2 separate regions of the Homo sapiens genome follow, and region 1 is linked to region 2. Evidence: read pairs that join two places in POLR2A ChIA-PET (ENCODE). Cell type or tissue: A673. All regions are shown on one strand. Each heading gives the region's core, and the rest is flanking DNA. Links, peaks and the distances in the headings are about the cores only. Region 1 overlaps RAB1B (RAB1B, member RAS oncogene family). Region 2 overlaps MALAT1 (metastasis associated lung adenocarcinoma transcript 1).

Evidence for each region. ChIA-PET counts read pairs that join two places held together with the same protein. Peaks named below come from ENCODE experiments on the same cell type or tissue, not always from the same donor. Only the 100,000 strongest peaks of a DNase experiment are listed, where the experiment ranks them.
Region 1: POLR2A ChIA-PET joins it to region 2 with 5 read pairs; 7 of 35 experiments call an interaction of 5 or more read pairs at or near these places.

Annotation. Positions count from the first base shown.
Region 1 is chr11:66,269,969-66,275,302 of GRCh38, reverse strand. It overlaps RAB1B (RAB1B, member RAS oncogene family), which reads right to left. Exons shown (of 6, transcript NM_030981.3): 2 at 3,434-3,506; 3 at 3,051-3,146; 4 at 2,843-2,938. LOC107984340 (a long non-coding RNA gene) reads left to right here. Exons shown (of 2, transcript XR_001748274.1): 2 at 2,711-3,146. Among named protein-coding and RNA genes, the nearest start is that of RAB1B, 4.0 kb to the right of the region's middle. RefSeq lists an enhancer at 2,218-3,417. In A673, for the core only: no CTCF peak of the experiment used is centred there; no DNase peak of the experiment used is centred there.
Region 2 is chr11:65,501,515-65,506,891 of GRCh38, reverse strand. MALAT1 (metastasis associated lung adenocarcinoma transcript 1) reads right to left here. Exons shown (of 1, transcript NR_002819.5): 1 at 376-5,377. It also overlaps TALAM1 and MASCRNA. Among named protein-coding and RNA genes, the nearest start is that of MALAT1, 5.2 kb to the right of the region's middle. RefSeq lists an enhancer at 21-120. In A673, for the core only: no CTCF peak of the experiment used is centred there; DNase peaks (open chromatin) are centred at 2,618 and 3,655; H3K4me3 peaks cover 5,000 bases; H3K27ac peaks cover 4,572 bases.

The DNA of each region.
Region 1 (5,334 bases), core at 1-5,000, 770 kb before region 2:
TTCATCCTACTTTTGGCACCAACAGCCTCATTACTTGGCTTCAGACTCTCCCAGCACTTGCGCCCCTACCCCACACACAAAGGACAGGACTTTCAGGAAAGTGCTCAAGCTAGGGCCACTTATACTCCTTAGGAGCCAGAAGCCTGGTCATATCACACTGGCTCAAACTTAGACCTCTTGCCATGTTCCAAGTTGGGTCCTGTGCTAAGTGCTGGGGACAAAGGGGGAAATCATACTTGGGCCCTGCCCTAACACATTCACGGGACAGTAGATGAATAGACCAGGCCACACACAAGGGCAAAACAGGTTAGAAGGCAGGGGCTGGGGAGCCCCCAGACCACCTCTGCTTGAGGTGGGAGCAACAGTGGACCTAAGCCTGCAGGTGGGAACTGGCCTTGTGCAGGAGAGGTGCCAGCTGGGGAGCCAGCATGTGCCAGGTCACTGAACGGGAGGGGCATGGTGTGTCTGGGGAATGGGAGGAAATGGAATGTTGCTGGGATGCAGACACTCAACAGGGAGGGGGGACAGGGAGGGGGAATGGGGGAGTGGGGAGGAGAAAGGCAAGAGGGGAGAGGGGGAAGAGGGGAGGAAAGAGGGGGGATTGGGGAGAGGCCAGAGCACAGACTGTCTTAGCATGGCTAAGTCTTGGACTTAGACCAGGAGCCAGTGGGCGTTTCTTAGGCCAGAAGCAACAGGATCACACCTATGCTAGTCCTGACAGGAGGCAGAGCCCAGATCAGAATAGCAAGATAGAGACCAACTGGGAATGGCTGGAATAACTCAGGGAAGAGAACGTGCACTGAGCCAGGGAAGCACACAGGATTTAGTCAGACCACTGCTGCTGAAGGCCTGGCTCAGCCATTTACTGTGTGACCCCAGGTATGTTACCTGACCACTCTGAGCCTCAGTTTCCTCATTTCTATAAACAGTACCTCCTAGAAGGGCTGATTGTGAGCATGAAGAGAATGAACACAGGCTTGTCTCATAACAAGTGCTTAATTGGCAAGAGCTGCTATTATCCTCATCACTGCTATTATTATGAGGGGACAGATTTCAGAAAGATGATGGGGAGAGAATAGAGGGGACTCGAGACTGACTGGATGGGGGAGGGAAGAGTTTTCTGGTCAGGCTGACAAGGATTGTGTCACAAAGATGGGGATGCAGCTGGGGCATGGTGGTGTGTGTCTATAGTCCCAGTGACTTAGGAGACTGAAGCAGGAGGATCCCTTAAGCCCAGGAGGTTGAGGTTACAATGAGCTATGATCACACCACTGCACTGCAGTCTGGGTGACAGAGTGAGACCCCATGTCTTAAAATAAATAAAAATATTAAAAATGGGGATAGAGGCGCTGGTTTGGGGAGAGACAGTGAGGCCAGCGCTGGACATCTGAGTTCTGCAGAGGCTGCTTGAGGGTGGGAAAGGGTGTGCTCAAAAGCCAAGAGCCCTCCAAAACTGGCTTTGCCCTTCCCGTGAGACCGGTGGCAAGTTACTTAACACCTCTCCAAGCAAGTTTCCTCATCTAGAAAACACAAACCTCACCATTTAGTTTACTAGAGAAGATCATGAAGATCAGGATTAATACAGACACAAAGTGCCAGTGTAGACATGGACAGAGGAGGGAAGCCACAGCCACGGCTGTTAGATGCAGGAATCACAGAACACAAGGCAGAAGCAAACCACAGAGTGGCCGCAGCCATGCACAAGAGTAAGGAGGAGAGTCCAGGGCAGTGGGGAAGCACCAAACACAGGGTGATGGGAGGCAGCACTGGACAGACCAGCAAATAGACACTGACAATAGAGAATCGAGTGCTGCAGGAGACTGAGGAGCGGGGGATGGTCCACTTTTCAAGGAGAGAGAAGAGAGCAGTGTCCAAAGCCACGAGAGGTCAATGTGCTGAAATAAGATCACTGGATATATGGCAGTCAGGTGGGCCCTGGTAACTTGTCTGGGTGGTATGTAGCTTCCCCACAGCTCGTCCAGAGCTGGGGACATCATGAGTCCCTGGTGAGCTAAAGAGCCCGGCTGCTCCTCAGACAGGGACTCTTCCCGGCCCACGGCTGATTTAAGCTTCTCCTTATCTTCAGGGATTGGCCCTGTTAAGCAACAACATTTGGTAGAAAAAACAAAGCAGGTGGAATGAGCCATCCAGGCTTTCTGCCTCTGCCACCGGACTAGCTGAAGGACCCTCGGCAAGTCACCTCACCATCCTGAGCCCAGCTCCTTACCTGTGCGATGGGAACACAGACCTCTTCTGAGCATCAGAGGCAATCTGAGGGCTGGGCCAGGTTCTGTAAACTATAAGGTTTCATGGAACCATTTCCAGCCCTTGCTACCACCACTGCTAGTCACATGGGACTAACGCTGCTGCTGGAGGCAGAGCTTCTGGATCTCTGCTCACATTGGGCCCAGAGCTCAAGCTTCCCTGCTTCTTTGTCTAAGGCCCTCTAATTGTCCCCCTGCACTGTGTCTTCACACAGGAAGCCACAGGCCCAGCATAGCAGCCAACCGCCTGACTAAACTCCCACAACACAAAGGTGCCCAGAAGGTCTACAATAAGGTGGCAAGTTTGGCTTGGTGGGGAGGGAAGGTGTGAGGCCTTGTCCTGCCAGAACCTGCAGCAGGGCCTTCAGAGGATCCATTTCTGTGGCTGTTTCCCTCCTTGTGAAATGAGTCCAAGTACAGTCACCTATTTTTTTTCTTTTTCCTAGTTAGTTCCTGTAAGCAGACAAATAGTGTCCTTTCCAGGAAGCATCAGGAAAGAGAGGATGGAAGGAGGAAAAAGAAGAGTCAAAGACCTAAGGCTAAGGAGGCCAAGCTGAGGATGGCTAGTCCAGGAGTACCTGGTCAGTGACGTCATACACCACGATGATGCCATGAGCCCCCCGGTAGTAGCTGGAAGTGATGGTCCGGAACCGTTCCTGGCCCGCTGTGTCCCACTAGGAGACAGTAGGCAGAGGAGCAGGTCAGCTGAGGTCCAGAGTCCCAGAGTCCCTTCCCTCCCAAGGTGGATACCTCTGTACTGGGGATTTTGGGAAGAGCGACACTCACGATCTGAAGTTTGATAGTTTTGCCATCCAGCTCGATGGTTCGGATCTTGAAGTCCACCCCGATGGTGCTGATGTAGCTCTCTGTGTACGTGTCATCCTGAAAGTTCAGGGGCCAATGAAATCATGGGAGTTAATGAGGTGAGGCCCACTTGGAGAGCCTCCCTCCAGTTCCCTGCCCCAGCTGGGTCTCCGAACCACCAAGCCCCAATTCCCAGCACTCAGCTGGCCAGCCCTGTCTTGTTCAGGGCAGATGTGCTGGTGGCAGGTCTTACAGCTTCACCCCTGGTTCCCAGATCTTGCAACTACTGTGCTCTGTGTTGTCCCTTCTCCCCCCAGCTGCCAGTCAGGACCCCAGGTGGATGGTATGGGAGGCTTCTTACTCACAGCAAACCGCAGGAGCAGGCATGACTTGCCCACGCCTGAGTCGCCAATCAAAAGCAGCTTAAACAGGTAGTCACTGGAGAGAGAAGATGGGAAGGCGTGAAGGGAGGCAGGGAGCCCACCTACCATCATCCTGGAGTCACAATTACAGGATTCCCCCACCCCATGAGGCATCCCTTGGTTTATTTTTATTTTTTTTTTAGCAATAAGGTCTCACTCTGTCACCCAGGCTACAGTGCACTGAAGTGATCACGGCTCATTGCAGCCTCTACCTTGCGGGCTCAAAGTGATCTTCCCACCTCAGCTTCCTGCGTAGCTGGGACTTCAGGTGTCCACCACCACCACCACTTCTAGCTAATTTTTTTTTTTTTTTTTTTTTTTTTTGAGACTGAGTTTTGCTCTTGTTGCCCAGGCTGGAGTGCAATGGCGCGATCTTGGCTCACTGCAACCTCTGTCTGCCGGGTTCAAGCAATTCTCCTGCCTCGGCCTCCCGAGTAGCTGGGATTACAGGCACCTGCCACCATGCTTGTCTAAGTTTTGTATTTTTAGTAGAGACAGGGTTTCACCATGTTGGCCAGGCTGGTCTCGAACTCCTGACCTCAGGTGATCCACCTGCCTTGGCCTCCCAAAGTGCTGGGATTACAGGTGTGAGCCACCACACCCGGCCCCTGGCTAATCTTTTCATTTTTTGTAGAGATGGGGTCTCACTATGTTGCCCAGGCTGGTCTCAAACTCCCGGGTTCAATTGATTCACCTGCCTTGGCCTCTGAAAGTGCTGGGATTACAGGGGTGAGCCACTGCGCCTGGCCATCCCTTGGTTTAGAATACTATGGTGCTCACCAGATCTTCCCAACAGTCCCGGTCAGGGAGGGCTGATGCCTCCCTCCACAAACAGCTAGCCCAAAGGGCTCTCAGCTTGCTGAGTCTAAATTCTCACTTTATGGAGAAAGAAATCAAGACACGTGACCTGCCAAGGCAACAGAGCTGGGTATCCTAACCTGATTTCTGAAACTTCATGGTTTGGTCCAGTAGGAGCTATTTAGGGAATCCCCAGTACATGCCCTGCGTGTGCCTAGCTTGGCAGAGAAGGCCCCAGAAGTAGAAGCCAGGGCCCAGCCTAGAACCTATTAAGTTGAAAACCCACGTAGAGAGACTGATGGCTGGGTGCTGTGGCGTGTGCCTGTGGTTCCAGCTACTGGGGAGGCTGAAACAGGAGGAGGATCCTTGGAGCCTAGGAGTGTATGACCAGCCTGGGTGATGCAGCACAACCCCGTCTCTCTTTTCTTTTGTTTTTTCGAGACAGAGTCTCGCTCTCTCACCAGGCTGGAGTGCAGTGGCACGATCTCGGCTCACTGCAACGTCCGACTCCCTGGTTCAAGTGATTCTCCTGTCTCACCCTCCAGAGTGGCTGGGATTACAGGCATGCGCCACCATGACTAGCTAATTTTTGTATTTTTAGTAGAGACGGGATTTCACCATGTTGGCCAGGATGGTCTCGATCTCCTGACCTCGTGATCCACCCACCTCGGCCTCCCAAAGTCCTGGGATTACAGGCCTGAGCCACCGCACCCGGCTAACCCCATCTCTTTGGAGACAACAACAACAACAACAACAACAACAACAACAACAACAACAACAAAAACCTGTTATGAAGTCACCAGGAAGAGGTGGTCAAGTTGCAGTGAAAATTGCACTTAAGGCTGGGTGCAGTGACTGACACCTGTAATCCCAACACTTTGGAAGCCCGAGGCACGAGAATCATTTAAGCCCAGGAGTTTGAGATCAGGCTGGGAAACATATCGAGACCCTGTCTTTACAAAAAATTAAAAAATGTGCCAGGTGTGGTGGTGTGCCTCTGTATTCCCAGCTACTCAGGAGGACAAGGCAGGAGGACTGCTTCAGCC
Region 2 (5,377 bases), core at 308-5,307:
AGCAGGACAACCACTTGGACCCCAGAAGTGGAGGTTGCAGTTTGCAGAGATCATGCCACTACACTCCAGCCTGGGGGACAAAGTGAGACTGTCTCAAAAAAACAAAAAAGAGAGCTTTCCAATGACACACACACCCCGCCCCATTTCTCCCCCAGCCCAGCTCACAGCCAATTACTAAATAGTGGAAAGGAGGCTACTTAAAAAGAAGTTCCCTATTTTCCTGTGGGGGTTACTGGGCTTTTTAGTAGGCCACTCACCCACTACCCTCGCACCAATCCCCCAAAGTCCGTACCCTACTTGAAGATTATGCTGTAATTATGGGTGCTGTGTTTATAGACCACAGATTTAACAGAACAAGCCCACAGAACACCCATCTTTTTTCCCCAATCAAGATTTTTTTATTCACAAAAGAACCACAACAATTTAGAGCTTCTCCATTTTTATTACACAAAATTGTTAAGTTTTCAGCAGTAGGGCTTCTCAAAACACCAGCTGCAGGCTATTACCTGAAAAAGACAAGGCAGTTATATTAGGTTCTCGTGTAAATATGAATATACAATCAAGTCAAGCTCCTGACAAATTATACATCAAGGATGTATATAGTTCAAAGATATTGTGCTGTTACCTCCCACCTCCCCAAAACTCCAAGAACTAGCACCTGCAGAGAAAAGGAGAAATACAGAAAGAGTCCTGAAGACAGATTAGTAGTCAAAGCAAAGACGCCGCAGGGATTTGAACCCCGTCCTGGAAACCAGGAGTGCCAACCACCAGCATCTTTTGCTTTTTTTTTTTTTAAGCTAGAAAAAGGCCAAAAAGCAAAACCTGAGAAAACAATACGTGTTGTTTTCTCAGGAAAAGAAAAACCTTCATGACCCTACTGAAGAGCATTGGAGATCAGCTTCCGCTAAGATGCTAGCTTGGCCAAGTCTGTTATGTTCACCTGAAAAAGTCTTAGCAGAGAATTTTTGCATTCCCACCCAAAAGCCCTCTCAGCCACTCAAATGCCTATCTTCTCCAGTCTACAAGTTACATGTTCCCACCCAGCATTACAGTTCTTGAACATGTTATTTCTCCACTTACTGGTTTAAGTTGGTTTTAGTCACTGGATAAGTATTATAATAGAGCTACTTAGCTGTGGTTTTAATACCCTTCTGTTAACAATTTGCAGGCAAATTAATGGCCTTTTCTAACATAGTTCAACCCACCAAAGACCTCGACACCATCGTTACCTTGAAACCGATTATGGATCATGCCCACAAGGATCCAAGCTACTGGCTGCATCGAGGTGAGGGGTGAAGGGTCTGTGCTAGATCAAAAGGCACGGGGTGGCGATGTGGCAGAGAAGTTGCTTGTGGGGAGACCTTGCTTTTAACAGGCTTCTGGAAAAGCTAGGGAAAAGTGGTTGCCCGCTTTCCCCCTTTCCCTCCCCTTCAAGCACCGCTTGAGATTTGGGCTTTATTATTAAGAGCTGCTATAAAAACAGCTTGCTTAAATGTTAAGAGAAGCCCAGGGGTACTTCAAGCATTCCTTCGGATGCTTCACTCCAGAAAGAGGGAGTTGAGGCAAGTCCTCATTACTAATAAAAATCAGGTGAGGCTGACACTTCTCTTGACCTTAGGATAATAGCGCTTTGTTGTCTCTCCTGCCACAGGAAGGCTCCATGGTTGTCCTACTTTAAGCCTTCGGTGCCTTTAGTGAGGGGTACCTGAAAAATCTTAAAAAAAGGCTTAGCGCCCACCTCACCCCTCCACCCCCACGCCAACACAGTTTGCTCACATGCCAGTTACTCCAGCATAAAGCTGAAATCTATTCAATACTATTGTCCCATAACTGATCTGACTTTGTATGTAAATACAGAAAAAGCTTGTTCACCTGTTTTCCTCATTTTGTCCACTGGTGAATTCAACTGGAAGCTCCTTCTATAGTCTGAAGAATACCATCTGAAAGAACTAGTGGTTCCCAATCCCCACATTTAAAATGGAATGTTTGGTTTATTTAAAGTAAATAGGCTATTTTTTCTTACTGGGTCTGGCTTCTCTGGCCCTTCGCATACGTGTGTCTGCTGAGTGTTCCTGCATGTAAGAATTAAGACCAAGGGAGGGGAGAGAGAAACCCACACATAAACAATGCACTAAAGATCACTGAACTGTTTAAACATTTCCACTTGCCAGTTTAATTTCTTGAAGACTGTTGCTTGTTTGGAATGTTTCTTGTCACTGATTTTAAGGTTGCATCTGGAAAAGACTAAAGGCTTCAGTCCCCTCCCACCACCAGAAATGAACAAAAAGCATTTTACCTAAAAATACACCAGCAAAATGTACTCAGCTTCAATCACAAATACGACTGCTTAAAACTGCAGAAATTTCCTCAACACTCAGCCTTTATCACTCAGCTGGATTTTTTCCTTCAACAATCACTACTCCAAGCATTGGGGAACACAACTTTTAATCATACTCCAGTCGTTTCACAATGCATTCTAATAGCAGCGGGATCAGAACAGTACTGCATTTACTTGCCAACAGAACAGACAGACCTGAAGTCAAGACAACTGCATTCTCTGTGAAGTCTGTAAAAAAAAAAAAAGCTACAACAAGTAAGCCCCACCCCCTCCTCCCATCCCTCCAAATTCCAGGAAAAAAATTTTGAGTATGCTGATAAACTCACTGCAAGGTCTCATACACTCACTAGAACAGAAGGAAGAGCCAAGCACTCATATGCAATTCAAAATCCTGAATGGCTTCATGAAGGATGAAATGCCTCTGCAAAGGAAAATTCTTTAAAACCCCACAGGCACCCCCTCCCTTCCCTATATAAGGTCAATAGTGTAAAACATTGCCTACCACTCTAAGATTGTAAGCATTTAAAGTTAACATGCAAACTTTGGAAATGTGAAAAAGTATTACTCTAATCACTGTCAATTTATAGACCCCTGACTTTCTGGAAATAAAATGTGTAATTACCTTTTACTCTGATCATAATCTCCCACCTGTCTAAGAGGTTATTTATTCCTTATTTAGAGGGCCTCTATTGCCATGTGCCTGGAATTATTATATGCTCATCACTTTATGAAGAATAAAATTTGTCTTTCCTGCCTTAAAGTTACATTCGTTCTTCCGCTCAAATCCTGATCTGGTCCATTAAAGAGTGTTCGCAGACAAAGTTTCTGAAAGATTAGAGAAGAATCCCCCCCAAGATTGCCCCAACACTGAACTACAGACAAACACTATTTTATTTAAATAAGGAGACAGCTTTCTAAAAGTATACATTCTCTAATAAAAATAGTTTATTATTTTGAATGATTTAATGGTTTTCTACACAATTTACATCACAACATGTAAATTTTAGCAGTAACATCTGATTCTAACAGCACATCATGCTATTCCTTTCATAGAGCCTTCAGAGATTCAATGCTAAACAAATTTCCTTAGTTGGCATCAAGGCACTGATCACTTTAGAGGCTTTTAAGAAATTATTTAAAGATGCAAATGCCTCTGAGTGAAGTGTACTATCCCATCACTGAAGCCCACAGGAACAAGTCCTACAATTTTAAAAAGGCTCGATGGAAAAATTTCTCAATCCTGAAATCCCCTAGGGAAGGGGTCAGGAGAAAGTGCCATGGTTGATATTTAAGAACTCCACAGCTCTTAAAAATAAGCACTTATCCCTAACATGCAATACTGCAGATGCAAGTTAAACTTATCTGTTAACAGCTGCCTGCTGTTTTCTGCTCCCAGATGAAATGAAGCAACTCTTCTGATAACGAAGAGATACCTGTCTGAGGCAAACGAAACATTGGCACACAGCACAGCCTCCTCAATCCACTTGATCCCAACTCATCTCTCATTTATTTCGGCTTCTTTTATTCCAGGATTAATGTAGTGTAACATTTTCATTTCTTTTCGCTTTTATTCTGCTTTTGTAAAAGCAGTATTTTGAGATGGACATTGCCTCTTCATTGTATTTCTCATCAATTCATTATTTTTGTGGTTATAGCTTGACAAGCAATTAACTTTAAAATGGTAGATTCCGTAACTTTAAATTGGTAGCTTTCATTTGCTTAAAATTTTTTGGCATATGCAGATAATGTTCTCATCAGTAGTAAGAATCTCAGGGTTATGCTTATTCCCCAATGGAGGTATGACATATAATCTTTTCTGCCTTTACTTATCAATTCACCAAGGAGCTGTTTTCTCTGCATCTAGGCCATCATACTGCCAGGCTGGTTATGACTCAGAAGATGTTATCTGAAAAAAGTCTATAGAAAAAAAAAAAGTTTCCCCTCCCTCATCAACAAAAGCCCACCCTCTAAGAGACATTCAAGCTGAACTATCACAATTCTTAATCAGTTACAATTTACAAACAGATAAGTTTAAAATAAACAATTTACAAAATTTTTGAAGCATACCTTAACATCTTGTTTTGCAGTTAAACAATGGAAAAGTATTTCTCCTACACTAAAAAAAAACTTGCTTACACACAACTGAAAATAGAATCTTACTTGATAATACAAAAGCTACCATCAGAAGAAATCCCTTCAGGATCATTAAGCCACTTCCTTTGCTCTGCAGTTTCTATAGTAGTTTTAAATTATTATTAAATCACCTGAAAAAAATTCCAAAAGAGAACCACACACTACCATATCCAAACAACTTTTGCATTTCCCATAATTGTAGTTAATGTCAGCCCAGTAGGCCAGACCAACCCCCAGTTCAATACTTTCCTTCCCCAAAAGCTCTATACTTTGAAGGAAAACAGATACAGTATCAAATTATGACACTTTCCTTGCCCAAATTAATGCACTGGTACACCCAGTGGCTCATATTTAACTTCCCCCAGCTTCCCAATTCAAACTGGGGGGAAAAAAACTAAATCATTGGGAGTTACTTGCCAACTTGGAAGTTGATATTTCTTTACTTTTTCCATTCTAAGACTTTAAGTTCTCTGGCATGAGTTTATCTGCAATCATAAACTAAACAATTACCTAAACCCACCCCACCAATCCCAACCGTAACAGGCCACTGCCAACTAATTGCCAATATTTGCCCCTCCCCTTTAATAAAACTTTTAAGAAGTCACATTATTGGAAAACTTAACTTCAACATTTGGCCTACTCAAGCTCTTCTGAAGTTCTCCTGAGATGACTGAATATGAACCAAAGCTGCACTGTGCTGTACTTTTCAGCTTCAACTGGGAATACTCTTCCAAGGATAAAAGCAGCTCCAGTCCCTGAAGGTGTTCGTGCCAACAGCACAGCGGTACACTCCTTCTCTAACCCAGTTTGTCAATAGTACTATAGCATCTGTGGAAAATCTTAGAAAAAAACATTTTCTCCCCCACCCTCTCTCTTCCCTGTTAAGACCATCCCAAAATGCTTCAA